Regions from separate parts of the Homo sapiens genome. Here all the other regions are linked to region 2. Evidence: read pairs that join two places in POLR2A ChIA-PET (ENCODE). Cell type or tissue: GM12878. All regions are shown on one strand. Region 1 overlaps MIR3659HG (MIR3659 host gene). Region 2 overlaps LOC105378654 (a long non-coding RNA gene). Region 3 holds the start of LINC01685 (long intergenic non-protein coding RNA 1685). Region 4 overlaps MIR3659HG (MIR3659 host gene). Region 5 overlaps MIR3659HG (MIR3659 host gene).

The links. Peaks named below come from ENCODE experiments on the same cell type or tissue, not always from the same donor. Only the 100,000 strongest peaks of a DNase experiment are listed, where the experiment ranks them.
Region 1: POLR2A ChIA-PET joins it to region 2 with 6 read pairs; 2 of 35 experiments call an interaction of 5 or more read pairs at or near these places.
Region 3: POLR2A ChIA-PET joins it to region 2 with 6 read pairs; 1 of 35 experiments calls an interaction of 5 or more read pairs at or near these places.
Region 4: POLR2A ChIA-PET joins it to region 2 with 8 read pairs; 2 of 35 experiments call an interaction of 5 or more read pairs at or near these places.
Region 5: POLR2A ChIA-PET joins it to region 2 with 7 read pairs; 2 of 35 experiments call an interaction of 5 or more read pairs at or near these places.

The regions. Positions count from the first base shown.
Region 1 is chr1:38,050,353-38,055,352 of GRCh38, forward strand. The region is part of intron 1 of MIR3659HG (MIR3659 host gene); the gene reads left to right. Among named protein-coding and RNA genes, the nearest start is that of MIR3659HG, 5.7 kb to the left of the region's middle. RefSeq lists a silencer at 3,017-3,076. In GM12878, a CTCF peak has its summit at 664 (motif pointing right); DNase peaks (open chromatin) are centred at 2,869 and 3,493.
Region 2 is chr1:38,170,667-38,175,666 of GRCh38, forward strand. All of the region lies in intron 2 of LOC105378654 (a long non-coding RNA gene), which reads left to right. Among named protein-coding and RNA genes, the nearest start is that of LINC02786, 32 kb to the left of the region's middle. RefSeq lists enhancers at 2,433-2,692, 2,973-3,022, 3,033-3,082, 3,133-3,182, 3,854-3,933. In GM12878, no CTCF peak of the experiment used is centred here; DNase peaks (open chromatin) are centred at 2,735, 3,305 and 3,875; H3K4me3 peaks cover 455 bases; H3K27ac peaks cover 2,053 bases.
Region 3 is chr1:38,473,048-38,478,047 of GRCh38, forward strand. LINC01685 (long intergenic non-protein coding RNA 1685) reads left to right here and starts at 2,149. Exons shown (of 3, transcript NR_146761.1): 1 at 2,149-2,777; 2 at 3,146-3,208; 3 at 3,340-3,437. All of the region lies in intron 2 of LOC105378657 (a long non-coding RNA gene), which reads right to left. RefSeq lists enhancers at 1,498-1,557, 1,588-1,697, 1,978-2,157. In GM12878, no CTCF peak of the experiment used is centred here; DNase peaks (open chromatin) are centred at 1,568, 1,884 and 2,424; H3K4me3 peaks cover 3,899 bases; H3K27ac peaks cover 4,010 bases.
Region 4 is chr1:38,059,173-38,064,172 of GRCh38, forward strand. The region is part of intron 1 of MIR3659HG (MIR3659 host gene); the gene reads left to right. Among named protein-coding and RNA genes, the nearest start is that of MIR3659HG, 15 kb to the left of the region's middle. RefSeq lists enhancers at 2,541-2,630, 2,861-2,920. In GM12878, a CTCF peak has its summit at 2,770; a DNase peak (open chromatin) is centred at 2,946; H3K27ac peaks cover 978 bases.
Region 5 is chr1:38,066,803-38,071,802 of GRCh38, forward strand. The region is part of intron 1 of MIR3659HG (MIR3659 host gene); the gene reads left to right. Among named protein-coding and RNA genes, the nearest start is that of MIR3659, 20 kb to the right of the region's middle. RefSeq lists an enhancer at 4,535-5,000. In GM12878, no CTCF peak of the experiment used is centred here; no DNase peak of the experiment used is centred here.

The sequences.
Region 1 (5,000 bases), 120 kb before region 2:
TGCACCATTAGGCTGAATATTGATAGTCACACAAAGCAACACCCAGTGGTAAATACAGGCATGTGTCTAAATGGGGAGATACACAGAACCCACACATAGGCTGAAATAGGCTGAAGTAGGCACTGCTTTGCTGACACAGAGATACATGAAACCTAACAGGCTCTTGGGGCCACAAACATGGAGACTCTCAGCTGGTGTGCCGAGTCACACACATAGGCATACCATCATACTCACACACAAGAGCACGTGGAGCCAGCCATGCACACCCTCTCACCCAGATGCACAAAGAGGCTTACCCCACACATCACAGAGACACACAGACATATCTACCCACACCCTGTAAGAAATAACAGATCCGCTCAGGGGATCAGAAAGCAGAGGAAAGGGCTGTGTCCAACCCAGAGTTTGGTCCACATGGTTTGGTTGCAGCGCTAGGCCCAAGGCTTTTCTTTTCATATTTTTTCCCACTCTCCTTTTCTGTGGAGTGCAGCTCCCAGCCAGGCCGCCGCCAGTTTCAGAGTCTCCCGGGCCTCCCTCCCCAGTGGGGCCTCTGCCCAGCCCGCCCCCAGGCAGGAGCTGCTTGGGCTTTCCCAGAGCACAGCAGCCTCCTCCAGGCTCTGGAGTGTGACCGAGCGCCTACTCATTTGACACAGGTCACCGAGCCTCCAGCAGATGGGGCCCTCGCTGTGGGGGGTCTCTGAGCCGGGGGCTGTGGGGGGCTGGGAGTAGGAGGGAGGCTCTGCAGGGATGGACAGGCTACACAAGCTCCAGCTCCTTATACTCTTTCTGCAAAGCCCCGGGTTACAGACGTGGGACCTAGAATACAACTATACTCACGAGTCAGTCGTCATCAGCACCCTGGCGGCCACATACACAGGGCAGTATTCCAGACACACATCCCAGGTGTCAGGGGGCCTAACAATGGCACGCCGAGCACAGCTTTGGGAAGGAGAAAGAGGAAGAGCCTTGCTCAGCGTCTCCTGGAGGCAGCTGGGTCTGGCTGCTTTCCCCCTTTGGTCTCTGAGCCCCCGAGCTCTCTTCTGTGAGTTGGTCAGTTGGTTAGGAGTCCAGGATGGGTTGAGAGCAGATGCAGTTTCAGACCTCAGGCCTTTTCAGTGCTGGGGGAAGACAGGCTCCAGGATGCTCCACCTGGATTCCTCACAAGTCAGGAATGCTAAGAGATGAAGAGGAGAGATGGGGCCCATGGGAAGTGCTGCCGGACAGGCTGTGTATCTTAGGATGCCTCCCGCATGCATGGACTTTGAGTCTTTGAGGCTGGCTGGACCGGGGCAGCACTCGCGGGCCACTTCCTTTCCCTCCTGGCAGTCTCCTTATGCCCTGGATCTTGCCTTTTCAGAGTGGCCTGGCTTGGCAGTAAAGGGTCCTGGGTTCCATCTTGGCCCTGACTCAGGCCTCATTTTGGGCCAGTGTCAGCCTCCTAACCCTCTGTATCCTCATCTGAAAGTTGGGCAATATGGTCTCTGTTGGCTGCTTGAGAAGATGGGGGTGAGATCACTGCTTGAAGAAAACTTGGAAAGGGAAAGTGTGGCTTGATTTCCCTCCCTGGCCGGCCATCTGGGGTGGGTAAGAGGCTGTGTGAGCAGGCGTGGAACCTGCCTGCTCCCCTAACCAGTTCTTGCTAAAGAGTGTCAGGAGGGACCACGCCCACTGGGGCTTGCTGCCCGCGCATTCTGAGCTGCAATGTGGTTTTGACTGGAAGAGTCTGGCAGGGTCCTAGCTGTCATAAATTCCCAGTCTTAGGAGGGTGCCAGGGTCATCTTATTGATCCACTGCCTTGGCGAGGGTGGGTGCCATCTAGACAGATTTGTAGTGCTTGCCACCATCCTAAAGCTCTCCCCGCATAGGATGAGCTCACCCTTCTGAGCCCTCAAAGCCCCTACGTCTCTCCCTCTAAGCTCAGCCCCTTCAGGTGTCCAGTTCTTCTGTCCTTCCTGTAATCTTTAGAGCCCAAGGCAGAAGAGAGGAGTAGTAGTAGGGCCGTCGCTGCCTTTGGCAGAAGAGAAAGGAGCGATCTAACTTATTTAATCTCAGGTCTTGGTGAAGGGAAGGAGGGACAGAAGGTGAAATATCTCTTTGGGAAGAATCTTTCCTTGTATTTTTGTTTTCCTGCCTCAGCCCCTAGGCTGTGGGTGTGGGTAGGGGTCCTCCCAGAGTGTCAGTAGAATATTCAAATTAGGGGTGGTCAATTGCTCTTGAAATTTACTTTCATTTTTAGCAGAATGTCAGCCTTTGAGCTGGTGTTAATGCCCACAATCCGGTTATGCAGAACACGCTCTCTGCAAATCGGTAAATCATTAGTGGGGATTAATCAACTCTGAAAGGCTGGGGCTAGGCTTTAGTTTCTTTCTTTCTTTCTTTCTTTTTTTTAAAACATACTTTTTATCCGGATGGCTGCAAAATTCACCATCACAGGATAGGGTGGGAGCAGGGGATGATAATTTAAGTCCTTGTCACCATCATTAGAAAAGTGAGATACCTTTCTGGGCCTTGGGTTGACTTTGTAGTCCAATTGAAGGGTGGGAGTAGGCAGTTTGGGTGGGGTGGGAGGAAGGGAGGGCAGTTCCCTTGTGATTATATGTGTTATGATGTTTATAATAGTGTGTAGGTGGCTTGGTGTGCTTGTATATATGGTGACTTTATGTTAGCATGCTTGCATGAATTCATACGTTTCTACTTTAGAGATGCCCATTTATGTGCTTGTGTTAGGGTGCTTTTGCTTGGTTTGTATTAGTGTCAGACACTTGGTTTGTAATTGTGTCAGACAGTACTTCCGTTTGAGAGTGTTTTGGGATACTGTTTTATTGTGTGTGTGAGTACTTCCCCTCTGGTGGGAGACCACATCTCACCCTCCTCAGCCTCAGGGTAGCTCCCTAGGGGAGGAAGGTAGAACAGGAGGGCAGTCCCAACCAGCACCTGCTGGGGGGGTGTGGCTCAAGGTTGATTTGCATATTCATGAGCTAGCTGCCTGGTGGCTTGGGGAGCTCTCCTCTTGAAGAGACTCAGTCTGAGCCCAAGTGGGAGACCTCTTAGGGCAGATAGGGAGGTCAGGCTCTCACTGTTAACACCTCTTACTCCCCAGTCTCAGGTATAGTGGCTGCCTCCACCCCATGGCTCAGGAACCTCCAAAACCCGCAGTTCCTGAAACCTGACCTCTGCATAGCCACAGTACACATAATTCTAGCTTCCAATAGGGATAAGAGTGATGTGGCCGCTCCTATCAGGAAGCTGTCAGTTCCTGGACGCTCCTGTGGGGGATCTTGGGGAAGGAAGCTTATTCTTCCAGCCAGGATCAAGCTGATAAATGGGACCATCTCCCCATTCTCTGTTCACACTGGATCAGCCTCCTTATTCCTCTCCTTCTCCCTAGCTTAATGCAGCCCAGCTTTGGAGTAGTAATTACCTTCACATGACCCAGTAATCATATTCCCTGGGTGTTGAGCAGAGCATGTGTGTACGGGGATGAGGTCACAGGACTTTCCCTTCCCCTCTAGTCACAGAGTGTGAGGTTTGAGGTGGGATTTAATGGGCCTGGTCCTTACATCAACCCACATTTTCCTCTAACCACCCCCACCTCCCTCTCCCAATATAGGGTCAGCTTGGCTAGCCTGGGCATCACCGTTTGCTACTCCCCAGATGGCACAGGTGCCCTGTACTCCTGTACATGTGCCTCGTTCATCATCCCACTGTATGTCTCCCCACGCCTCCAATGTAGTAGTCTAGCTTGTAGTCAGGGGGAAGAATGGAATGATACAACTACTTGGCTTTTGCAAGGTGGGAAGGTCTGGGGAGAGTTGTCTGGGCTCATTGCTGACCTTTCTCAGCTTTCTTGGGGGGTAGCAGGTGGAGGGTGGAAGTGGTGAAGGAGGATTTAGGAATTATATTTTCCCAGGGACCTCTCAGCATCTTTATATATCTCTCGTGGCAGACATCTGTCTGAGCTTAGGGTAGCATCTGCCTAGGCTAGGGACAACATCTGTTTGAGGCTGGGACACCTGGCTGAGCCCAGCACATTATCTGGCCCTGGGACAGCTTCTGTCTGAGCTCAGGACATGTGTTTGAACCTGGCACAACATCTGTCTGGGCCTGGTACATCATCTTCCTGGCCTGGGGGCAATGTCTGTTTGAGCCCTGGATGTGTGTTTAACTTGGGGACGTCTGCTGGGCCTGGAACAATACCTGTCTGAGCCTGGGGATGGACTTGTCATTGCAGATAAAATCACCCCTGAGCCTCAACTTTGGTTTGTGGCTGAACACAGAGTGTGTGCAGGGCTCATGTCCCTGTTCTCCTTTCTACCGAGGAACGGGATCTTAGGTGGAATGCCTCAGTTTACCTTCAATTGTAGGTCCATTGGCCTGGTTGCTCTGGGTACCTCGAGCACTGGACAAAGCCTACAACCCCAGTGGCTCTGGGAAACCAAAGTCAAAAGAACGCATGAGGGGATCGATAGGTTATAAAATCCAGTGACCGGTCTAGGATGATTCTCCCTTTCTCCAATCCCTCATCTAGGTACTTGAGTCAGGTCACAGTGTTCCCACTAAGACACAATTTGGACATGTCACTTTGCACTTGGCTCCTGAGAACCCTTCTATTTATTTATTTATTTATTTATTTATTTATTTATTTATTTATTTTTTGAGACAGAGTCTCACGCTGTTGCCCAGGCTGGAGTGCAGTGGTGCAATCTTGGCTCACTGCAACCTCCGCCTCCCGGGTTCAAGCTATTCTCCTGCCTCAGCCTCCCGGGTAGCTGGGACTACAGGCACCCACCACCACACCTGGCTAATTTTCCTGAGAACACTTCTATTGCTCCCTGTTATGTACATCATCAGGCCCAAAGTCCCTGGTAATCCTGTCTCTGCTGACCCTCTGAATCCAGCAACACTGAGCTCTGTTCCTGCAAACACACGGGGCCCTCCGAGACCCCTTATCTCCACACACATGGTTCCCTCTCCTGGGAATGTCCACCATCTCTGCTTTA
Region 2 (5,000 bases):
TTTATAGACATAGTCTTCTGGTTTGCATATGGGCTCAAACTGTAATGCAGTAGAAATAAGCCACTCACTGCCCTGGCCCTGGGCCACCAATGAAGAGACTATCAGCCCCTGATGGATGGCTCGGAGGCCCAGACAGAGTTTGGGTTTCTGATGCCCACTTCTCCCCACCCCCTCCAAAATGGCTGCTTTGGGCAAGGCAGAAAACCACAGAGCCATCCTGGGACTGAGAATGCCTTTTCACCTCATGCAACATAATTGTCATTCTTAAGGAGACAAGCCTTCCACCTGGCCTTATTGGAGGGCAGTTATAACCAGTAGAAATGCTAATAGAAATAGGACCCCGAGGGAAAGAGAAATAGCTAGAAGTACAAAAGTTTAAGGGTATGGCTTAAGAAAATAGAGACTTGCCTCCAACTTACCCCAAGTGGGCCTGACTGTGATGGTATGGATTTCTAGAGATATTATTTTGCTATAATTAGTGTTGAAGAGGTGTCCAGGCAGCACGGCCCCTCATAGGGGTGGCCACTGGCCTGGCCACCATGATCCTGTGTGATTAAGATCTACGAGGAAGGGTAGAAGAAGCCAGAACTGTCTATCCTAGAAAAGAGAACACTCAGAGAGACTGGTGATGCTTGCCTAAGACTAAGAGGTTAAGGAGATAGCCATCTCTTGTTTACCAATGAGCTATGCCTTCCTTTGATCAGAATAGTATTCATTGCTCAGAACACCCCCTCTCCCCTTGAAGTTTCTGGGAATTCCCATGTGTATTTGGTGAGCGTGGTGGGGATTTGTTATTTAGCTTCCTGTACTCTCCCCTGTGACATGCACACACCAACATCCATTCACCCTTGCATGGAAATGGCTCTAGATTCCACAAGTAGAGTCTATAGTCCAGGCCTCCCCAATCAGATCATCTCTTCTCCTTGATTGCAAATTTGTTCATGGTGAATCCCAGGACTTTGGGAGGAGCTACCAGAAAACAGTGTGGTTCTCTTTCATATACTTGAACCTGAGAGCATGTAGTGGCTGAAGCTCCTGAAGCCACCTTGATAATTAGGTTGTGCTTGAGAAAAAAACCAACATAAAATAGATGAATTGAGAGATATCTTGCAAGAGACACATACTATTTCTTCTGTACCTACAATCCTCCCACCCCCACTCCATACAGTACTAAGGAGCACATGACCTTTTTTCTTGATCACAAATGGTTTTACTAGGGGTGAGCGCCTAGCTCCACTTGACCAATCAGACTTATTCTTTTAGCATTTGGAACATAGACACAGGGACTAAATCAGTAAGATGGTATTGGGCACTAGAATGGAATAGTCATGTAGAGTTGGGGCCAAAGTAGATGCTCCAACTTATCCACCTGCTCCTGGGACACACTCCCCTTCACATGCAAGTCAGAGTTATGGGGGAATGCAGAGAAACAGACATAATAAATATATGAATAATGTTTTGGTTGTCTCTTGCTGTATAACAGACCAGCCCAAAACTTAGTGGCTTATAACAACAATTTATTATTATCTCTCATGTTCTGTGGGTTGACTAGAATTGGCTAGGTCCTTCTCATTTGTGGTCACTCATACTGTTACAATCAGACTATGGCTGGGGCTGGTGTCATCTGCAAGCCCAGCTGGGATGGATGCCAATCATAGCAATTGACACTGTCTATAGTCAGGGAACTCTGCTAGGGCTGTTTCCAGAGTAGCTACAAATGGCCTCTCCACGTGGCTTGGGCTTCTTACCGCATGGTAGTTGGGTTCTAAGTAGAAGTGTCCTAACAGCAAGTGTCTGAAGAGAAGGGGAGCAAAAATGGCCAGTCTTCTTAAGGGCTAGGCCTGGAACTGGCATAATATCAATTCTACCCTGTTCTGTTTGTCCAAGCAGTCATAGACTACCCTAGACTTAAGGGGTGGGAAACATAGACTCCACCTCTCGGTGGGGAAAATGGCAGTGTTACAGGCAGGGAAGGAATTGATGGTGGCCATCTTGGACCTCAGCTAGCACAAATAATAATGATTTCTAAGGGTAACTGGTGAAGCTTGTTAACAATTGTGCAAGGCACTTTATATACACCATTTCCTTTAAGGTGCTTTATATACACCATTTCCTTTAATCCTTAGAACAATTTTATTATTACACATTTTACAGTTGAGGACTTTAAAGCATGGAGAGGATGAAATAAAATATGGAGGATATTGTAGTGTCAAGGAGCAGAATTAGGCTGGGCGCGGTGGCTCACGCCTGTGATCCCAGCACTCTGGGAGGCCGAGGCAGGCGATCACTTGAGGTCAGGAGTTCGAGACCAGCCTGGTCAACATGGTGAAACCCTGTCTCTACTAAAAATAAATTAAAAATAGCCAGGCATGGTGGCAGGCACCTGTAGTCACAGCTACTCAGGAGGCTGAGGCATGAGAATCACTTGAACCTGGGAGGCAGAGGTTGCAGTGGGTCGAGCTTATGCCACTGCACTCTAGCCTGGGCGACAGAGTGAGACTGTCTCAGAAAAAAAAAAAAAAGAAGAAGCAGAACTGACTAAACTAAAAAAGGTTTAGTAAGATGAGAAGAAACTCAGTGATGGAAAACCCCTAGAAATTGCCCAATCCAACCCCTTCATTACACAAGGAAACCCATACCTAGAGAAGGGAAGAGGCTTTTCAGTACCACCGAAAAAGGTTTAAATGATATGCCCACTTATTTTCTCACTTAAGAGGGATATGAGAAGATGGGGCAAATCCAGGAAAGCTGTAGCTGGTGGTTCAAGTCTCATCAAGTTTCTTGTCAGCTTTTCACTTTACTACCCTCAGAATGTGAGTGATCTCGTCTTGGTCAGCCAACTGTAGCAGGTGATCTCAGAGCTACTCACGGATGATTGGAGCAGGGGGATACACCTCACCAATCTGGACCGATCACATGGAAACAACCTCATGTGGCCACATCTAAAGCTGGAAGGGAAGGATAAGCTTCTCCATGTGTCTCCTTCTTCCACTAAGCTCCATACAGACTTTTCCTTCTACGTCATTGCCCAGAACTGGGATACACCAATCATTGACAAAGGAGAATAGGATTATCAAGGCTGATTTAGACGAGTCATGATGCTCCCTTGGGCTGGTCTCTTTATAGCCTGATATCTGAGCAAACTCTGCATTCTGTTAGCAAGGAAGAAGGACGAGGTATAGCTATTGTATAGGTAGCCAACATTTTCTGCCACATGCAGCTTTAAGAGGTAAAGAGAATGGCGTCTGTTCCTGAGGTTTCAATTCCACTTCTGGGCTCCTGTGGGCTAGATGTGCTGTTTCCTGTCCTTGAGCATCTGTGAAATTGCCTGTGATATCCTGACAATTAATTATCATTTACTTAAGCTAACTTGAGTGGGTTTCTGTTCCTTGCAACCAAATATGTTGTGCCTAAGAAAACCACTGAGACACTTCGTGACGCTTTTGTTTCATAATTTTCTTGAATAGGTTTTTCTAGAGTGTTTCGTAATTGACTAAAGTGCTCGTGCCTGTGTGGCACTGGACTTGCATTCAGGAGACCTGAGACCCAGTCTTGGGTTGGCATGCTTGCTACCATTACTTCTAGAAACCATGGTGAGCATTGCTGGTTAACTACAGCATTCCTTCCCACTGAACCCAAATATGGCCCTAGAATTCTTAATACAATGCTCAAAGCCAGCCAACTGGTCAGAGTTGGTATATGAGATGAAATCCATTTTCCATTTGCAGCTCTAAGCTTGGTGGTACCAAAAAGCCTCTTCCCTTTACTAGGTATGGGTTTCTCTGTGTAATGAAGGGGTTAGATTGGGTGCCTTCTAGGGGTTTTCCATCACTGAATTTCTTCTCATCTTACTACCCAAGTTCCATTTACCAGGCTTGACATAGCCCATGGTTTCTGATCACACCACAGGGAGCTCAGAAAGTGAAATGGCATGATCCTGGGTGTAGGTAGTAGATGTAGACTGGTCACGTTCCAGTGATTAGGGATGCTTCATCTCTTCATAGGATTCTGGAGGAGCTCTGGTCTTCATGTGGTGACTCTGGAGCTCCCATTCCCTAGTGTCACTGAGAGGGGAACACATAGGCAGCTGGATTCTGTCGCTTTATGAAAATCCTATGGGCAGTGTAGAGCTGTGGTTAAGATCACAGCCTTGGGCTGAGAAAGGCCGAGGTTCAAGGCCTGTCTCTGTTTCTTCCTGTGTGTATGACTTTAAGATGGTTATCCAGCCACTCTAGGCCTCAGTTTCCTCATCTGCAAAGTGAAAATAACACTACCTCTATTGTAGTAAAGACAAAATAAGATTATGTGTGCAAAGTCATCAGTCAAATGCCTGGTACACAGGAAGTATTAAACACACGGTAGCTATTATTGTTATGCCATTTGGGGACATTTTTCATGTCATTGGGATGGTGCCACCCCTTTCCCGATATAGAGTCCAAGAAGGTCGCTTGGCCTGAGTCTGGGGCAGGCAAGAGGGAGGGAGGACAGGCAGTCTCTCCCAAGATGCTTGGGGCAGCCCATGACCTGCAATTCTGGTCCCACACTGAGCCGATTCCACTGTGACCCATATTTTATGCAATGCTGGCAGATGGGGCTCATTTGGAGGACAGTGGCTGGGAGCTGGGGTCAGCGAGGGGACTGCAAATATTGTCCCATGAGGCAGAGCCGAGGCAGCTTAGCCTGGAGATGCATGCGGGGCCTGTTTTCTTCCTCACACACTGAAAGGCTGTTATGGGCAGAGAGCGGATGCTGGCGGTAGCCCCAGAGAGGAGGGAGGGAAGCGCAGAAGGTGCCCTGTGATGGTGCCGCCTCTGCCGCTCACAGCCTGCCCAGTGGGGCTCTGAGCCCCTCCATCCCCTTCTCACTTCACACTGGTGGCTCTCATGGGGTGCTTTCTAAACACACCAGTTCCTGAACACCAGGAAAACACTGCTAGTTCAGTAGATCACAGTGGTAGTGGTGTGTGTGTGTATGGGGGGACACAATCCCCATCTCCTTCC
Region 3 (5,000 bases), 300 kb after region 2:
GTTACTATCCAGAATATATAACTAAACCACAACCAAAAACCCAACCTGATTAAAAAATGGGCAAAGGATTTGACTAAACATTTCTCTAAAGAAGATACACAAATGGTCAATAAGCACATGAAAGGATGCTCAACATCACTAATCATTAGAGAGATGCAAATCAAAACCACACTAAGATACCACCTCACACACATTAGAATAGTGACTGTCAAAAAATTCCAGAAAATAACAAGTGCTGGTGAGGATGTGGAGAGAATTTGCCCTGTTGGTGGAAATGTAAAATGATGAAGCTGCTATAGAAAACAATATACTGGTTCCTCAGAAAATTTAACAGGAATTATCATGTGATCAGTAATTCTACTTCTGGGTATATACACAAAAGAATTGAAAGCAGGGTCTTGCACATATATCTGTACATCCATATTCACAGCAGCATGATTCTCGGTAGCCAAAAAGTGGAAGCAACTCAAGTGTCCATTGACAGATGAATGCATAAGCAACATGTGGTATATATACATACAATGGAACATGAGTTAGTCTTAAAAAGGAAGGCGATTCTGATACATGCTACAACATGGATGAACCTTGAGGGCATTCGCCAAGTGAAATAAGGCAGTCACAAAAGGAAAAATACTGTATAATTCCTCATATTCCACTTATATGAGGCATCTCGAGTCGTCAAATTTATAGACAGAAAATGAATGGTAGTTGCCAGGAGCTGAGGATAGGGAGAAATGGGAAGGTGTTTAATGGATACAGTTTCAGTTTTGCAAGATGAAAGGAGTTCTAAGGTAGTGGTGACGTTTGCACGACATTGTGAACATAATACCACTAAACTGTATATTTAAAATGGTTAAGATGATAAATTTTGTTGTGTGTATTTTATCCCAATCTAAAAAAGTATCAGTTCCTTCTCTATTAATTTCTATGATGAAACCTCTCAGAGCCCGGAATGGCCCCTTGCATCTAGCATGCATCAATAAATGCGTAAGCGGACGGATGACCAGATCCAGAGTTGGAAGTTACCTTTGGTGAAACCCTCTACCCAGCCTGAATCCTTCCAGGTTGTAGGACACTCACTACCTCTCAAAGCATGTCATTTCTTCTTCATTAGAAAATTCTTCTTCATGCCACCTTTAAGCTGAAATATGACTTCCCTGTAATATTTCCCCTTCCTCGGTGATCATAGCTCTGCCTTCCAGGCCCAGAAAGAACAGGTCAAATTTCTACCTCATCTGACCACCTTCATGCAATAAAAGACAGAGCTCTGTGCACTTGGAGAGTTAAAGCCTCACCCCAAATGCATCTTCCCGGCAGAGAGACAGTCCTTTTGCAGTTAAATCACACTGAAAATCCTCAAGAGGAATATCTGTTTCTGGTTCATTCCAGAGATGCACTAAATGGCAAGAACATGGAGGCAACACATGGACCCGATGGAGTCTCCTTGTGGGAGGGGACTCCCATCTTTGAAGAACAAGAACTATTTATCTAGGAATAGAGAAATCTCTGAGTGAGACACCACCTGTCTTGAAGATGATTCTATGGCAGAGGAAGCCTTGTTTTGGGTCTAAGTCCATAGTATATACGTTACAGCAAAGCAGATTTCAACTCAATTATTTAAAAAAGACTGTAGAACTGCAAGTGCATAAAAACTCATAGAATAGTAGTAACTGTAGGAATCATTACTATTAGGCCCCAGCTTGAACTTCATTGCCCCTTTGAATTCAGGAAATAAATAAGCACATGTACACATACGCACACCCCATATGTCACACCAGGCATTGTGGCGCCATCCATGACTGACACTAAACATTCTAGAAGTATTTCTGTTTTCATGCAGATACACACAGCACAGCTAGTTTCAAAATTAAACCACAATGAAAACTGTCACTACTGACAAGGAACTATGCAAAGACCTTCGGTCTCAGGCCCTTGCTCACTCAGGAGTACCTTGAGACCTGTTTCTTCCTGTTCAGCTGCAGTCACGGTTCTAACCTGGTTCTTCTCACGGCTGGTATCCTCTGACCTTTTATGTCTTGGCAATGACTTCCATGCATTTTGGCAGTGACTGCCTGAATCTCTGATTCAACCCTGATCGCAGCCTCTCGGGCTTTCTCGCTCCTTTAATTCTTTCCGCGGATGGCCACGGCTTTTGCCGCCTGTACCCTTCCTGGAGCAACCCGTGCTTTTGAAAAATGACCATGCCGAAGGGGAACTAACACTCCCAGCCTGGTGCGGGTCTTGTCAATCTGATTTTTAAATGATGGAGGAGGAGGTTTGAGGACAAAGCTCATGGTGGCATTACCACTATCAGGGACGCTGCAAAGATCAAGTGAAAAGGGGAAAAGGCTCTTCTCAATGTGAGCACATTCACAGGCTCTGAGAACAGAGAGGTATTTAAAGTGAACTGGAACAAACCTGCAACATCCGGTGCGTTCTGCCTTCAAAAATAGCTGCCAGTTAGAAAGGGTTATTTACATATTGATTTCATGCTAACTTTGTAATGGAATGTGCTGCCTGCCTGCCTGCCTGAGACCTAACAACTGTCATCATAATTTTTTCTAAAAATACAGTCAGAGAAAAACACTCATTGAACCCTCCACTGGAAAGTAGCTGCAAAAGACCCCCTGATCCCAAACCTGCTTGACAGACCACAGCCAAGGGCAGGGACACTCAACAACTGTAAACGAGGAACATTTCACAGCGGCAGCTGGCCCCTCTCTTCTTCCAACCAGCCAATATTTTTTGTCTTTCTAGAAAACCTGTCTTGTTCAAAGGTAAGAGTGCTGGGGAGTGGGGGGATGCCTCCCTGGAGCAGAGCAGCCTTTGTAGAAACTCCAGCTGGCCTCTCTTCAGAAATAATGGATGGAAAAGGGGCCCGAGTGGCCCACCAGCACCAGCGCTCCACCCTGGGCGCATTTCTGCCACGGTTTCTCCTGGCATCTCTCTACCAAGGATCCCCACTTCTCGCCCCTCCTAATAGCCAGCTTCTAGTGATTCTCACTTGGACTTTTTCCGAACCCATCCCCAACTCACCCCACCCCCACCCCCAGGTTTGTCTCTGTGGATCCCACAGAGCTGAGCCCAGGCAGTTCTGTCGTCGTTCCCCAGTGCAATATTAGCAATTTAAATGCCTCTTTGCCAGGCCTGATGGAGCTGATTCGGTTGTGATCCTGGGCATATGGATGGCATATTTGCTGCGAGCTAGGTGAGACGCGTCCCAGAAGGACCGCTGCCAGCCCCCGCAGCCGCCTTCTCCTGCTCCCGGGAGGCTGGGGCTGGCCGCGGAGCAGCGAAACCGGCCGGATCCAGGGTAACTGCGGCCCACTTTGTTTTCAGCCGGCCCCCGCTGCTGCGGACAAATCTTTCATTCATGAACAGGAGCTTGTTAGGCCAACTCCGGACTCTAAAGCCACTTAATTAAATTGTGGAAAGTCGCTTGGTCCCGGTGGGAAATTTGCACACAAAGACCCGGGGTCCGCGCCCCCCCCACCCAGGAGCGCCGCCACAAAACCGGGCCTGGCCTCCCCCCGGCCCGCGCCCCTGCCCCTCCGCTCCCCGCGCCCTCTCCACCGCCGCAGCCGCAGCGAAAGCGGCGCCCCCTCATTAGAGGGCGTTTGTTAGGGAATGTTTTCCCAGCGATTCACTGACGGGCCTTTCATTCCTCCCTCCGCAATCAAGGGCGGCAAGTGCAGCCTGAGAGCCCTCCACGGCCTGATTGCTGAAAGAATTTCCAAAAGGAAAGAGTGTAAACAGGTACATTGAAAAAGCCTCTTTTCAACAATTATGTAAACATTCCAAACACTATTTGAAAACTTTCACAGTGGAACTGTCAAGTCGGAGCATTCTTGTTTAATTGCGCGGGCACAATGGTGGCTCTGGGGCTACCCCAGCCTCCCCCAGACCCCGCAGAGCTTAGCGGGACGTGGGAGGCCCTCAGATAAAGAAGTCACAGCGAGACAAGTGAGCTTTACTCTCCGGCCCACGGCATCTTTCCGTGTGTGTCCTTGTTCCCTTGGCCTCCAGAAGAACACCCTGGAAACAGGGAGGCGCCTTCTTTCTCCTGACTGGATTTCTCCAGGACCTGGGCCCCTGCTCTGCACAGAGGGTCGCTTGGTAATCAGGATGCAACTAGATGGAAACTTCTGTGTCATTTAAGGGTTTTCTCCAAAGCACCAAATGACCATTCTGAGATACCAGGCAAAATTGTTGGCAACGTTTTCCCTCCCCTTTAGAATGTTTCTCGCTGGCCTCTCCGGCCTCTCCTTTTCTGACTCTAGTTTGCTACTGGGCAAAAGTTTCCTCCTTTTCCATGCAGCTCAGAGTCTCCTGATTCACTAACTCAACTACCAGTGACCCTGATTACATTACTAGAAGTTGGAAGAGTTTAGGCCACACATGCAAACCGCTTAATCTCGTATTTCATGGAAACACCGAGGTACTCAGATCACTTTTATACATATTTTTCTCTGAATCTGTTTAGCCCGTCTCCAGTCATTAGCCTGGTCCAGGTCTGGCCAGCCTGTAACCACCAAGGCTTGCAGGTTGCATCTGAATAGGAACCGTGGTTGTGACAAGTGGGATGTGATTTGTTTTCGTTTTTGTTTTTTTAAAACTCTATTTTCTTAAAAGCTGGGGAGGGGGCAGTCCAAATGTTCAACAGGAAGGGACTGGCATATCAACACAATGAAGTCTTACAAATGTGGAATATGAAGGCCATGTAGAGATATGGAAAATATTTATGCAACAACATACAAAATGAAGCCACAAAATCATATTTCCACTGTACTGGCAAATGCAAGAAAACATGTCTGTATGTGGCAAAGGGCTAGAAAGGACATACCAGAATGAAAATACTTGTTCTGGGGAATGGGGGTACCAGCACGTTTTACTTCCCAAGCATATATCTTTAATGTTATCACATTGTGTTATCAAGGCAAGGTCTGGGAATGCTGGAAAGCACCCGTGTACATACAGGGTTGCACTTAAAAGGCCACCCC
Region 4 (5,000 bases), 110 kb before region 2:
TGAACACACTTCTGAGAGTTACCCCACTTGCTAGATGAGGAAGCCAGGTCATTTATCTACTGTCATGTCAGTCATTCTGGGGGTTGGGGTGAAGGTTAATTCTCTAGCACTCTGAGCCTGCCTTGGGAGGGCAGAGCAGGCTCCTGGAGACCAGAAGAAGCCCTCAGGCAAGGATGCAGCTGCAGGCAATTTGAAGTCAGGCTAGAGTACACTGAAATGGTAGGGCCTGGAGGAATGGGGGTGGAGCGCCAGCACTGTCTGCTACTCATGGAGAGCTTGTGGCATAGGAAGCACCCTATCGATGATAGTAATTATTGCTGATAATATTAATGGTAGTTTTACTAATGATTATTGTCATTGTGAGGGTTAAATTGGAGGATATTAATCATAGCTCACATATATTGGGTTCTTATAGGTGCCAGCAGTAAGCACTTCTAAGCACTTTACATGCTATCTCATTTCATACCTGTAGTAGCTAGTATGTAGGAGAATGCATGATGTGTGGCAGGCAGTCAGTAAATCGCTGTTTCTTCAAACTTGGAAGTTCTAGAACTTCAGGTGATGAATTTGGGACTGTTCAATGGACCCCTAGATGCTGAGGGTTCTTGTCCCAAACCTCCTGAGCTACAGGCAGCCTCCCTGGTGCCTTGAGATGCTGACTCAGCAGAGAAAGATGTAAATTCCTACCTTGGTTTGCATACAATTTACACATATTTATTTATGAGTGTCTTTGATTAATGTCAAAGTGCCTGTGTGATTTTTCTGCCAGGCTTCTGGGCCCTGCAAGGGCATGGCTGGCATCAATGTGGCTGCAGGCTCCGTGTGAGCATGTGGGGGTTCTCGGGTGGCCTGAAAGTGACAGCCATGGGTAGTGGCTGGCAGCCATAGGTAGTGGCTGGCAGCCATAGAGGGCGTGGTGAGCAGCCTGGAGCCTGTTATTCTAGCGTGATTTGGGCAGCTGGTGTGAGTCGGGGATGTCTGTTAGCATGTGGCAGGGTCCAGCCAAGGGACTGGGGGCAGGTCAGGGCTCCAGGCACTGGGGTGAGTGACTGTGGGCCCACAGTTGGCCATGGTCTTGGAGGAGCCTGGGTGGCGGCCACATTTTCTGGGTGGGAACTCAGACCCAGGGAGCCAGGACAAGCTCAGGTTCTAGGACTCATGGTGGTGGGAAAGGCTTCCAAACAAGGCAGAGCTCAGAGGCTGTCTCTGCAGAGTGCCTGCCCCCCGGGGCTGCCCAGGGCAGGAATCCTCTGCTTAGAAGCTCTGAGAAAGGGAGTGCTCTCTGCAATCAAGGCCTGGGACAGGAATTGAGAAAATCTGCCAATCAGCAAGAATTTTCTGTGTGCTGGCAGTGCCCAGCCCTGTGTCTGGAACTGTGGAGAAGATCAGTCCTAGCCTGTAAACTTTGGCAGGAGAACTGGTGAGATAAGGAGGGAAGGGCAGACCCCGACCTTGGTGGAGGCTCTGTGCTTGGCACCATGCGGTACTTACACCCATTATCTCCTTTAATCCTCACAAGAGCCCAGACAGGCAGTTAATGTCATGTCTCCTCATTACAGGGGAGAAGCAGGGATCAGAGAGCTGTAGTAACTTGCCCAAGGTCACACAGCAAGTAAGTGGAGGAGTCTAGATTTGAACCCAGCTCTGTTTCATTCCAGAGCCCAAGCACTTGACCAGTTTATTCTGCCTCAGCTAGGTGTAAAATAAGGATAAAACCAAGATCATTTAGTTTTTGTGAGTTAAATGGGCTCAAGTGTGTGGACAGCTTAGCATGGTGGCTGGCACACAGTAAGTGCTCAGTAAAAGTGTTTTTTTCTTAAGTGGTACAGCAAGGATTCTTAAATCCTGGTTCATTGCACCCTCGTGTTTGCATGGTACTGTGGTTTTTGCCAAGGCCAATTGGGAGGGCAGACGGTTGGGAACAGAGCATGACCTCTGCTGTGAGTTGAGTGAGCCCTTGTCATGCAGGGACACTGACAGCCATCAGCAGATGGGTGGGACCACCTGCCAGGCCAGATCCTCTGTTGGCTCAAGGCCCAGCCCTGGATAGGGTAGGGACACTGAGGCTGTCTAGTCAGGATGGCCTGGATATACGTGTGTGTGTGTATGTGTGTGTGTGTGTGTGTTTATGGACTTGGTGAGGGTCCTGGACTAGAGAAGGAGAGACAACTTTGGGAAGTGGGGAGCTCTCCCAGCAGGCAATGGTCAGAGCCCTTTCTTATTTCCAGCTGCAGAGATCTAAATCAGGTGAGAGCCTGAACCATGTGAAAATGTGTGGGAAATCACTCCTGGCAGAGGGAACAGCAAGTGCAAAGGCCCTGCGGTGGGAATGAACTTAATGTGTACATCCACTTTCCACAGTAGCTGTAGAGACAATATTGACTCCAATTCTCCAGTATTTGATGTAGAGGAGCTAAGTGGGGGCAGGATTCATTTATTCCTTCAACAAACATTTAGTGCCTGCTTTGTGCCAGGCACTATCCTAGATGCCAGTGGCTAACACTTATTTGGTGCTCACTGCTTCTAAGCACTTTATGTATATTATCTCATTTAGTCTTCACAGCACCACATTGAGTTGGGGAAGTCTGGGGAGACAGCTGGTCCTCCTCTGTTTCCTCTACCTTCTTCCCATCTCCCAGCCACCTCAGGTACCCAGTATGTGCCACCCAGGAAGACCAGGATCTCCACAGTGGGTGAGGTGGGGCAGTTCTGAGAACATGACTGCTGCAGGGTCTTTCCCGTCCTGACTGGGCCCTGCCTAAGCGCAGGCTGTTAGCCTCCTGGGAGCCACCCAGTGACAGGCTAGAAAGGGTGCTCTCCAGTCAGGCCTGCCTCAGAACATCCCCTCCCAGGGGGCTTCCAGTTGTACCTTCTCTGTTCCTTCTCTACCACTCAGCTCCTGGCCTCCCTCCAACCCATTTGTGTAGCTTAAGCCCTGTTTTTGGACTCTGCCTAGGGAGCCACGTTCCAGTTCAGGGCTGAGACTGCTGGCAGGGAGAAAAGAAAAACTTCCATTTTCTGATGGGGCAGTCCCCGAACACTCCCTGTGGTTTCACTAACTCTGCTGGAGGCAGCAGGGCGGTTCACACTGTGCCCGGCTGACTCTGTCCTTTCCTTACGATGATCAGCTCACAGGGCCTCAGCCAGGGCAGACTTTTCAGTTCCTAACTGCCCACCTGTGCCTGTGCACCCAGCTTGTGCCCATGACCTGGGCTCCTCACCCTCTTCCGGAGGAAAAGGGGCAGAAAAGATTAAATAGAAAATTGCTCAAAATTCAGAGGCCGTGGAACAGATCTGACAGTTCCAATAGACTTTGGTGAATAAATAAACCTGGAAAAAGGGGGTTTTCTGGGTGGGGTGAAGGAAAAGGAAGGTCTTGTATGATGGGCTACGCTAACCTGGAAACCATGGCTCCATCTGTCATTCCATTCATCCGTCTATCCATCTATCCAACCATCCATAATCCATCCTGCCTGCCTGCCTGCCTGCCTGCCTGCCTTCCTTCCTTCCTTCCTTCCTTCCTTCCTTCCTTCCTTCCTTCCTTCCTTCTCTCCATCCATCCATCCATCCACCCACCCACCCACCCACTGACTGCTTGCCTGATGCAGCCACCAGCTCAGTTATGCTTGTGGAGTAAGTGTGCTGGGAGCTCGTCAGTGTTTATGCTTTTATGACCCCTCTGTTTGTGCATTTCCTCTCCTCACCAGGTTTGTAGAGAGCTCCTTGTGAAGTGAAGTCCCTCCATCTCTGTAGAGCCAAGAGGAGGGGCTCTGTGTTGGCTGTGGGGTTGGCAGCAGCTGCCTGGCTTGGGCACCCTGGTTAGTGGGGAATCTTGCATGCTGCTGCCACTCCTGCTGCACCAGGCCTATGACCTTCAGTCCCAGCTGTGGAGTGTGCCAATGTGGTCGCCAGGTGAGCAGGGCCAGGGCTTTGCACTGCTCCAGGGGCAGGGCCTTGTTGCCTGGCAGCCTGCCCATGATGCTGAGGGGCTGCTGGCCTCCAGCCAGCACCAAGCTTTTAGAGTGATACAGTTGTATTGCTGCAGAACCTCTCCACACTACTATAGTAAACAAACAGTCTGGGGCCAGGCATGGTGGTTCATGCCTATAATCCCAGCACTTTGTGAGGCTGAGGCAGGTGGATCACCTGAGGTCAGGAGTTCGAGACCAGCCTGACCAACATGGTGAAACCCCATTGCTACTAAAAATACAAAAAATTAGCTGGGCGTGGTGGCACATGCCTGTAATCCCAGCTAATTGAGAGGCTGAGGCAGGAGAATCACTTGAACAGAGGTTACACTGAGTGGAGATTGCACCATTGCACTCCAGCCTGGGCAACAAGAACGAAACAAAAAAAAAAAAAAAAAAAAAAAGTCTGGGACTCTGGGCCTGCCTGGGAACCAGGAAGGATTGGGGTAGTTGCCATCTCTGTTCTTGGAGGGGTGGGTGGGTGGGCGAGCTTTGAACCCAGCAGCTGCTGTGGGCCTGAGAGTTGAGGCCAGTCCTCCCGACCCCAGCCAGACCTGGCTTGGACAGCAGATGTGGGGCAGCACACAGACTAGGCGGTGAGCTGTGTTGGCTGGAAGTGAAACTGCAGAGGGCCCAAAGGCAAAAGACCCAAATCAGACGGAGATAGAGATGCAGATAGAGCAGAGGGATATGGAGATTGAGGGGGTGAGGGGGGAGTGGGGGAGAGAGAGAGAGAGTCTCAGAAAGGCAAGACAGAGTCAGTGAGAGAGGGAAGATTCAAAGGACTGAGAAGAGAAGGATCAGGGGAGGGGAGTCCAGGGCAAGGGAAGAAAGCCGGTGTGGTGGGCTCAGGGAAGCAGGTCTTTCAAAGGCAGGGGATGCAGAGAGTAATGATAGCTTAATAAAAGCCCCCTCCTGTGTGGACAGCACCCTACAGCGAACAAACTTTCCCACTTGCCAAAACTCATTCAGGCCTCCTGATAGCCGGGCTGAGATGGGGTTGGAGATCTCCACGCTGCAGGATGGGGCGGG
Region 5 (5,000 bases), 100 kb before region 2:
ATCACAACTCTTTATTATTATTACTTTTCTTTCTTCCTTTTTTTTTTTGAGACAGAGTCTCACTCTGTCACCCAGACTGGAGTGCAGTGGCGCAATCTCAGCTCACTGCAACCTCCACCTCCCAGGTTCAAACAATTCTCGTGTCTCAGCCACCAAAGTAGCTGGGATTACAGGCGCACGCCACCATACCTGGCTAATTTTTTGTATTTTTAGTAGAGACGGGGTTTTACCATGTTGGTCAGCTGGTCTCCAACTCTTGACATCAGGTGATCTGCCCGCCTCAGTCTCCCAAAGTGCCGGAATTACAGGCGTAAGCCACTGCTCCTGGCTACTTTTCTTATTTTTAAGAGATGGAGGTCTCACTGTGTGGCCCAGGCTGTCATGCAGTGGCTATTCACAGGCGGGAGTATAGCACCCTATAGCCCTGAACTCCTGGGCTCAAGTGATCGATCCTCCTGCCTCAGCCGTCTAAGTACCTGGTACCACAGGCGTGCACCGCCATGCCCATCTGCTCACAACCCTTTACGAGCTCCTGTGACACAAGATAAAAGCCAATTACTTACCATGGCCTTCCAGACCCTTTGAAGGTGATTCACCCTCTTGCTTCCTTACAGATCTTCCCTCCTGCCATGTGTGGCTAGCACGTGCTCCTATGTTCTAGCCACACCGTAACTCCTTAAACTTGCTAAGCTTATTTCCACCCCAGGGCCTTTGCTTGCTGTTCCCTTTGCAGGGAGTGATTTGCCATCTCTCCATATGTTCACTCTCTCACTTGATTCTGATTTCTGCTAAGATGTCCCTTCCTCAGGGAGGACTTTTCTGTCCATCATAGCCAAAACAAATGCCTCTGTGCTCTCTAATCCCTCGGGCAGAACATTAGCTCTTATGTAACATTACATACATGGCCTAGGGTTTTTCATCCTGTAGTCATGAAAATCCCGTTGGCACTTGGGAAGCTCTTAGAGATACCTAGCTCAATCCTCTCTTTTTATGGAGGGGGAGATCGAGGTCCAGGGAAGGAAGAAACTTGCCCAAGTTCATAGGTATAGAAATAATAATAGCCAGCTGCCATTTATTGAACATCTGCTCTATGCTAGGGGTTTCACATCCATTCTTTTGTTTATTCCCATTATTTTCTTAGTAGTCTCTGATTTTGCAGTTGAAGAAGCTGAGGCTCAGAGAGGTTAGGTGATTTGTCTGAAGTCACATAGCAGGAGGGCATAGACTGGGATTCAGACCCAGATCTGTTTGACACCAAAGATTGGGTTGTTCCTCTGGCCTCTGTGGGTTCCCACATTCCAGGACCCAGGTCCTGTGTCTCAGGCCAGAAGATTTTCTATATTGGCTGGAGCTTCTGTGGGATGCAGGCAGTGGATGAGAAGGGAAACGACAGCAAATAGAGGAAGCACAAGTCTCTGGCCTCAGTGTTGGGTGCACACAAAGCAAATGGGAGAAGGAGGAGAGGGGCTCCCTTCCCCTGCCCCAAGGCCCAGCCAGGCAGGCCCCCAGCAGCCTGGCTGTCTCCCTCCCTTGCGGGCTGGAGCTGCCTCTCCGCCTCTGCCCGCCTGATCGGGGCAGAGCTCGGCTTCATGTATTATTAATAGCACTGCCAGCCTTCCTGTTTTCACGCTGATAACCTGCAGGGGAGGGCTGGTGGGAGGGAGGGAGCAAGGTGGCAAACCCTGGAGCTTCTAGGGTCCCTCCCCCCTCAGTAGAGCAGCTCTGCGGGGGTTGGCCCCAAGTCTCTAAAGTTGGTTTCTAGAGCCTCCCCCATCCAAGCCCACGGGAAGGGACCAGGGCCTCCTAAAGGGAAATCACATGGGAGGTTGGAACGTGGGGTCTGGGAAGGGCCCTGTTACTCAATCCATCTAGGACACCAATGGCTCAAGTCACCTTGGCCCTCCCCAGAGGCAGAAGTGCCCATGTCTAGGGCACATGGGGCTCAGAGCTGAGGATTCAGGGGTGTGTGTGTGTGTGCATGTATGCACGTGTGAATGTATGTGCGTGTGTGTGTGTGTGTGTGTGTATTTGAGAGAGAAAGAGAGAGAGAGAGAGCATGAGAGAGTGAGTGCTTGGCTCCCAAGGTCCGCTGTGATAAGAGATCTCTGAGGTCCAGCCACACATAGACTTCAGGCCATATCTGAGCTGGCCTCTGCCTGCCCCCGCTCCCACGCCTAATCTTTTTCCTTTCTAGTGCCCAACCTGGAGGCCAAAGGCAGGTTACAGATGGAGCCACCATGTCCGGGACTCTGATGGGTGGGGTGGGTAGGGGCCCGCCCCTTCGATCTGGCCCATAGGCTGGAGGTGGCTGTAGGGGATAGCAGGTGCCAGCTGTGCATCTCTTTCCAACTTCTTGTTCAGTGATGTCACATTGGTTGTTTGAAATTGGTCATGGTGGGAGGATTTACATTACAAAAATCAGCAAATGCTACAAATCAGGGTTCTGCACCCCTAGAGCCAGTTGTTAGACATTTAGTAGCACAGCTCTTGGACCAGTATGGAAGGCTCTGCTGCATCTCATCTAGAACATGCCTATACCTTTTTTTTTTTTTTTTTTTTTTTTTGAGACAAGGTCTGGCTCTGTCACCCAGCGGGGAGAAGTGCAGTGGTGCGATCTTGGCTCACTGCAACCTCTGCCTCCTGGGCTCAATCGATCCTCCCACCTCAGCCTCCTGAGAGGCTAGGACTACAGGTGTGCACCACCACACCCAGCTAATTTTTGTATTTTTTGTAGAGATGGGGTTTCGCCATGTTGCCCAGGCTGGTCTTGAACTCCTGGGCTCAAGTGATCCACCCACCTTGGGCTCCCAAAGCACTGGGATTATAGGCATGAGCCACTGTGCTCTGCCACGCCCATACCTTTTCTATCTTTTACCTCTTCCCAGACTGCTCCTGTGAAGTCTTTCCTCTTCGCTCTTGCCTGTTATTTTTCAATAATGTAATAAGAGGAGTCATGATATTGGCTAACATTTCTTACGTGCTTGTTAATTATTTTCTGGGTCTGTTGGAAGAGCTTTACAAGATTCACTTCATCTTCACTGTCATCTAGTGAGTATTATTTCCAGTTTACAGATGAGGTAACTGAGGCACAGAGAGGTTAAGGAACACTTGAGGTCACACAGCTGGTAAATGGCAGAGCTGGGACCCAGCTGGGACCCCTATCTGGCTCCATGGCTGCTGCTGACAGATACTATGTCATCCCTGCCTCCCTGCAAGGGCTGCATGTGGGTGCCTCCTACAAGTCTCTGTGACTGTCCTGGCACTTGGGCCTCTCTGACTTCCTTTGCTGTCTCCCCGGAGCTATGCACTTGGAATTGTCCTTACTGGGCCCAGGTCTCTCCTGCCCCCCCAGACTGGGAGCTGCTTGAGCTCAGTATCTGGGTGTGATTCTTCTGGTGCCTTCAGTACCTGGCCCAGGAATGAGTGCAGAGAGTACTTGCTGAATGAGCCGCTAGTGGGGGTAACCATGTGGCACAGCACCTGGCACCTGGCACACATGCCTGTGCACAATGCCCAGTAAGGGGCAGCTGTGCTTATCAGAGCCTGGGCTCCATCTTCCAGCACATTTTGATGAGTGCCTTTCATATGCCAGTCCCTGTTCCAGGAGCTGGGGTTTATCGTGGTAAATAAAACCGACAGAAACTTTGTCCTCTTGGACAAAGCTTATGTTCTGGTAGGGGAGACATCTAATAAACAAGATAAAGAATGAAAAGGTAAAGCATTTAGGGATATGTGCTCAGGGGAAAAATAAAGCAGGGAAGAGGCTAGAAAGTGTCCAGGGAGATTTTGATGGGTTGGTCAGGAGCCTGTCGGACTTCACTGAGAAGGTGCCAGTTAAGGAAGTGAGGGAGTGAGCTATACTGTTTACTGGGGGAAGAACATTCTAGGCCGAGTGAAGTTCCTGGGGCAGGAACTTGCTGGACATGTTTGAGCAACATCAAGGGGGTCAGTGTGGTTGGGGTGGGCAGAACAGAGGAGAAAATCGGTCAAGGAGTTATTGGAGTCAAGAGAGGCAAGTGAGGGAAAGAAGGGGCTAGTGGCAGTGGTGGTGTAGGGTGGGCATGGGGAGGGTTATGAGAAGCAACAGCTTTTCCTTCTGCCCTATGAGGAGCAGGAGAGGGACAGCTTCGAGAGGAGGGAGACTGTTTTCTGTAGCCGAAAACAGTCTTGCAGCTCTTGACTGGGTCTTTGGCCTCTTGTAGACCCAGGTGCAATGCAGAATTGCCTCCATTTCCCCTCTAGACTCCTACCAGCTGCTCCCCTGTCCTGGCCACAAGAAAGTCCTGCCCTAAGGGCACTGCTGGTCTGGAATGGCATCTTCCTTGTCCTCAGGTTTCTGCTGCCCTCTCTGCCTGCCCCTCACACCTTAGGGAATACTGACTCCATGGTCAGGCTCCTGAAGTGCTAACTGTGGACTGGCCAGTCTTGGAGCTCCTGTTTTCCAGCCCCTTCCCTCCATGTTCCTGAGGTCCAGCCTCCAGGCACAACCTGCCCCAAGAACAATGCAGGAGAGACCCAGGGCCTGGAGCGGCTGGCCGTGTAGGGACAAGGTGGCAAAAAAGGAAAGAGATTGGGAAGATTGTGGGTTCAGTGGGCACAGGGGGGCTGGGCAGAGGTCTCCTACCCAGCAGGAGTCTAGGACTGTGGATCAGAGGTGGTGCCAGGGCAGGTGATGTCTGGGCTGGGAGCGTGTGGACTGGATTTATTTGTCCAATGCCACACCCCACCCCAGAGCTCTAAGTGCTCAGCATCATAAATAAAACTCACCTAATAAATCTCCCCTGTAAATTTTCTGCGTAGAATTTCATTACTTGTCTTGTTTCCAGTCATTAGGTTTTAGTCCAATTCGGAGTTGTCCCGATGGCTGTGTAAATCATGCCTGCACCCTGGAGAGCGTGAACTGCAGGGAGAAATCACGCCTGGGCCTGCAGGGGTGACAGCTCAAGCCTGAACAGCTGGACCCTGTGGGGAGTCGGCTGCTTGCACTGAGCTCCTCCTAT